2 separate regions of the Homo sapiens genome follow, and region 2 is linked to region 1. Evidence: read pairs that join two places in POLR2A ChIA-PET (ENCODE). Cell type or tissue: MCF 10A. All regions are shown on one strand.

The links. ChIA-PET counts read pairs that join two places held together with the same protein. Peaks named below come from ENCODE experiments on the same cell type or tissue, not always from the same donor. Only the 100,000 strongest peaks of a DNase experiment are listed, where the experiment ranks them.
Region 2: POLR2A ChIA-PET joins it to region 1 with 5 read pairs; 2 of 35 experiments call an interaction of 5 or more read pairs at or near these places.

The regions. Positions count from the first base shown.
Region 1 is chr9:34,744,008-34,746,507 of GRCh38, forward strand. It overlaps a transcript of PHF24 not described here. Among named protein-coding and RNA genes, the nearest start is that of SPATA31F1, 16 kb to the left of the region's middle. In MCF 10A, no CTCF peak of the experiment used is centred here; a DNase peak (open chromatin) is centred at 1,044.
Region 2 is chr9:35,447,863-35,450,362 of GRCh38, forward strand. It overlaps the pseudogene ATP8B5P and the pseudogene ZFAND6P1. Among named protein-coding and RNA genes, the nearest start is that of RUSC2, 41 kb to the right of the region's middle. In MCF 10A, no CTCF peak of the experiment used is centred here; no DNase peak of the experiment used is centred here.

The DNA of each region.
Region 1 (2,500 bases):
TGATAACGGCATTAATCCTTTCATGAGGGCTCTGCTCTTGTGACCTAATTACCTTTTATTAGGCCTCATCTCTTAATACCTTTGCACTGGAGATCAGGTTTCCAACACATGAACTTTGGGAGGCACATTCAAACCATAGCACCCTGTTTCTCCTGAGCAATTGTAATTCCAAGCTGGCAAAAGTACTCAAGATTAGGGGCTGAAGATAACGATGGACCATGGGTGGTGGTCAGTGGGGAACAAAGCTCAATTGGATATCATCAGTGGCTTCACTGGAGAATAAATAGGCTTGGAATTTTGAAGAACCAATAAACTGCTTATATGTAAGAGTGAGAAAGATGTAATGCACAAAAATCATAGAGCTGTAAGTTCAAATTTGGGGTAAAAACTATAACAAAATTGGCTTGCTTATGGCCAACTACAAAGTAGGTTGCAACCTGGCTCAGTGCTGCATACTCAGAAGGTTCCTAGTAATTGCTTTCTGATGAGGAGGTGAATCACCACAGAACAGTGGTTTTCAACCTTGTTCATTTGTCACTAAATATTGTGCCAAAATATTTTAATGTTTTACATGATGAAAGAATAAAGGCAACTTAAATTTATCTCTATAATATGCTACTTTTACTTTCATTCTGCAATGCTTTGCTGAGGGAGAGAAAGGGGTAGAGTTACAGCACATATGCTGGAAATTGTGCACTGGGTAACACTGGGCACTTGAATATCATTTCCCAAATGTGTCAGGGTGTAAAAAAGGTTGGGAGCTGCTGCTCTAAAGAATAGGTCTTGCCAAAATCAGGTAATCTTTAATACGGAAACATTCCAAGTGGATGGAGGTGGAGATATCACCTGTCATGACTTGGCAAGATTAAAAAAAAAAATCCAGGTCCATGACATACTCATTAATCATCTGCTCCACCAGCCAGACAGGTGTTGAACAGGAAGCCAGGGGTTAGTTACAGCTTGACAGGAATATTTTAGCACAGAATCAGAAGAGACAATATCATTTCCTAACTAGAAGGCTTGGGCGGAAGCTGCTATCCTTGCTGGGATGGATGCTAAAGGAGTGCAGGGGTGTACTGAGTACACAGGAGCAGAGGAGGGATTAGAGCAAGGAGCAGCCAGCTGGCAGACTATCCTCCATGACTCAGAGCAGAGAGGTCAGGAAGGAGCTGAAGTAGGCTGACTACTAAGTCCCCACAGCTGGAGTGTTGTTAATTCTGATCAGCCTCCTGATTCTTGCTGCTCCATACTGGCTTCTTGGATCCACAGCTATACTGGCCAAGCTTGGTGAGCCATGGTCAAGAGGACCAACAGAGTGGGCTACTCAATTTTCCATCCATCAATCAGCTTCATTTTATAGGCTAGCTGCTTCACTGGAGTGTGAGAAGTAGCTGTAGGTACTCTCGTAGGAGAATGAAAAAAGCGGTGGGGAAAGAATTTACTAGCTTTTCAAGAAGAAATGATATTTACAATAAGAGGTAGGTAGGTAAAATACTGACGGGAATGATGTTAAAGGAAAAAAACCAGCATGTGAAATTATTTGAGCACTAAGAGTATATAACCATGGAAAAATGTGTCCATGAGAAAAAAGACCAGAAATACCCCATACTGATAGCATTATTTATTATGGGGGGTAAAGTTGTGGGTATATTTTTCCATTTCCCATTCAGAATTCTGAAAATGGAAAAATATACCCACAACTTTACCCCCCTAACAAATAATGAAGATGCATTGTACTTCTATAGTTTAAAAAAACATTTCAAAAGTAAACAATTAGGGCACTTTCAATCCAATGATAGATTAAGTTGATTCAGACCATTTCTCCTGCCAAGAACAACTAGAAAATAGTGACAAAATATTTTTAAATAATGTTGAAAGGCATTGTAAAACCTCAACAAAAGTTTGATAAAACTATCAAAAATTACTTTAAAAACTTTGGTAAAACTACCAAAGCACTGAGGAATTATGGGGTCAAGATTCAAGTGAGAGGGAAAGCTTACTGAAGTGAGCCTGACATTTGGGGCTGTTCTTCCTCTTAAGGTCAATGACAAGGGCTAACAGGCCGAAAAACTGAGCAGAAAATTTGAAAGATTTATAGGTTAAAGGGAACAAAACTTGGAATTTGCTTGATAAGAAGGAGGGGTTCTGGTAAAAACCACAGGCTTTTGGTCAATCCTGAAGAGCTGTACCATAGCAGTAAGTATGAACTGGAAATAGATAAGCTGTCACAGGAATTGAATCTACTTTGAATCCTCTCAGTCTCTGATTGAACTATGGTGATCTGGAATTGCCAGTGCCTCTAGCTTAGCTACCAGCCATGAGATACCAAAGCCTGACAACTATAGTAAGAGAAAAGAAAAGTACAAGCTAGTTTCATTTATGAACATAGATATTAGCAACCTAAACAAAAGATTACCAAACTAAATCCACATATAAAATCAGCAATACACTATGAGTGAATTGGGTTTATTTCAGGAGTACAAAGCAAGTGCAAGATTGA
Region 2 (2,500 bases), 700 kb after region 1:
GGATCATTAATAGTGGCCCCTCTTGAGATGTTATTTAGAACCACAATTCATTATATTTAGTAAGAGATTTTCTTGGGTTATGATGTGGTTCAGGAAAATGGAGGAAGCCTCTGTGCTGCCCCATTCTCTCAGTGACAACAACCATAGTAGGAAATATCAAGAAAGATTTACCACAGTGAATATTATTCAACTCAGATTCCCAGAGCTCCCCTTCTAGAGCATCTACTCCTAGACATGAGGCTTTTAGACTCCTTGCTTCTGTGAAAAGTAATGAGACCAAATCCCTAGGGAGAAGCTTAAGCGTCTAGGGAGGCCCTGGTGGAACTTCCTTCATTGGTTCTTGATCTAGAGTGGCAATGACTAGGCTACCTAATTCCCAAACTCAAAAGACTTAAATTAGACTTACTTTCTTCACTGTATGTACTTCAGCAGCTACTCACACACAATTGCCACTCATAAAAGCTCATTTTTCAGCGAAAGGTTTTTTTCCTGAAAGCAATAACAGTGGGGCTGCCAACCAGCACAAATGTAGTTAAGTTTTCCCAAGGTTGGTTACATGGTAGTGAGTATCTTTGGGAAGCTCTGAGCAGAGAACTAATGCCACCTAAAAGCATTTTGAGGTGTTTGCATGGAATTGAGTTGCTGTTCCTGCTACATGATGTCCAAGTTCTGTGATGATTTCTACCTTCTTCCTGAAGCCTGGGGTAAGGTCAGTCTAAGGACCCTTAGAAGATATGGTCCCTGTAGCTTCCAGGCTATGAGCCAAACTTCTCATATCTTGAAGCCCTTCAAGGAATGCTTAAGAGGAAAGAATGTCATAGCTTATGCTCTGCACTCCCACTGTTTGCCCACATATCAGAGATGTCCCAGCTCCCCATGTGTAAACATTGATGAAATTCCTTTTTCTGTCCTTTATCAGAACACATGTTAGAATAATGGTCAGATGGTGAAAGGCCAGAGAAATTATTGCTTACAGTTTCTTCTAAACCTCTTACATTTTCTCTGGAGCCATAGCTCGAATTAGTAATTTCCAGCTCTAGTCCCATTGGCCATTAAAAGCTCCTTACTTCTGCCTACCATCTGTCCTGTCATGAAGAAACATGGAATCTCTGTCTCTCAGCTCCAGAGGAGTCTCAGCTCCCCTGCTTCCACCTCAGAAGAAATCACTGCCATTGCCTTTTCGTTTCTTCCATTCCGAGTTAGAAACTTTCAGTATAGCCTGAGCCAGCAGTGAGCTTTCTCAAAAGATGATGGGGATCTCTTTATCAGAAAATTCCTTCTCTAAGCTAAATAAACCAGATGGTGATAAGAGAGAAGCTTGCAACTCCTCTTCTAATTTAACGCATCTATGAAAGTTGAGACTGTCTGAGGTGCTACAAAGAGAGGGATCTGCATGAATGTACTTTACAGAAGTCATTGGAACTATCCTTAGAAAAAATTTTCCGTTTTTTGAGTTATTGAAAACCGTGAGCCTTTCTCTAGGGCTTTATCCTCTAGCATTGGAAAGTGGTTAGATTAGATTATCATAAAGGTACAGTTCAGCCAATTCCAAGCCTCTGAGTATATTCAGTGATTCTAATATCTGATATCTTCCTGTTTTATTTAGGGCCAGATACCAAATTAATGCAGAATAGTGGAAAGTCCACTTTTAAACGAACACAGATAGACCATCTCATGAATGTCCTTGTACTCTGGGTAAGTTAAATACTTTTTTTTCTTTGTTTCTTTACAAATAGACATACTTCCCTTCCTTTCACAGGAGAAATGGTATTTCCAGTTCAGAATTTAGCTGTTTGAAAGTCTCAAGCACAGCTTCAAGTGAAGTTAATCTGAGGTGAAGCAAACAGAAAATTGTGGAGGTTTTGTTGGTGTGCAATGGAGGAACATGGCTCAAGAAACTAATCACAGCCAAGTACCTATGCTTTGTTCCACTGGCTGCGGATTTTATGGAAACCCTCGTACAAATGGCACGTGTTCAGTATGCTATAAAGAACATCTTCAAAGACTGAATAGTAGTAATGGTAGAATAAGCCAACCTGCAACCTCTGAATCTTTACCAGTTCAATGCACAGATGGCAGTGTCCCAGAAGCCCAGTCAACATTAGACTCTACATCTTCATCTATGCAGCCAAGCCCTGTATCAAATCAGTCACTTTTATCAGAATCTGTAGCATCTTCTCAATTGGACAGTACATCTGTGGACAAGCAGTACCTGAAACAGAAGATCTGCAGGCTTCAGTATCAGACATGGCACAGCAGCCATCTGAAGAGCAAAGCAAGTCTCTTGAAAAACCAAAACAAAAAAAGAATCTCTGTTTCATGTGCAGGAAGAAAGTGGGACTTACTAGGTTTGAATGCGGTGTAGAAATGTTTACTGTGGTGTACACTGTTACTCAGATCTACACAATTGCTCTTAAAATTACAAAGCTGATGCCGCTGAGAAAATCAGAAAAGAAAATCCAGTAGTTGTTGGCGAGAAGATCCAAAAGATTTGAACTCC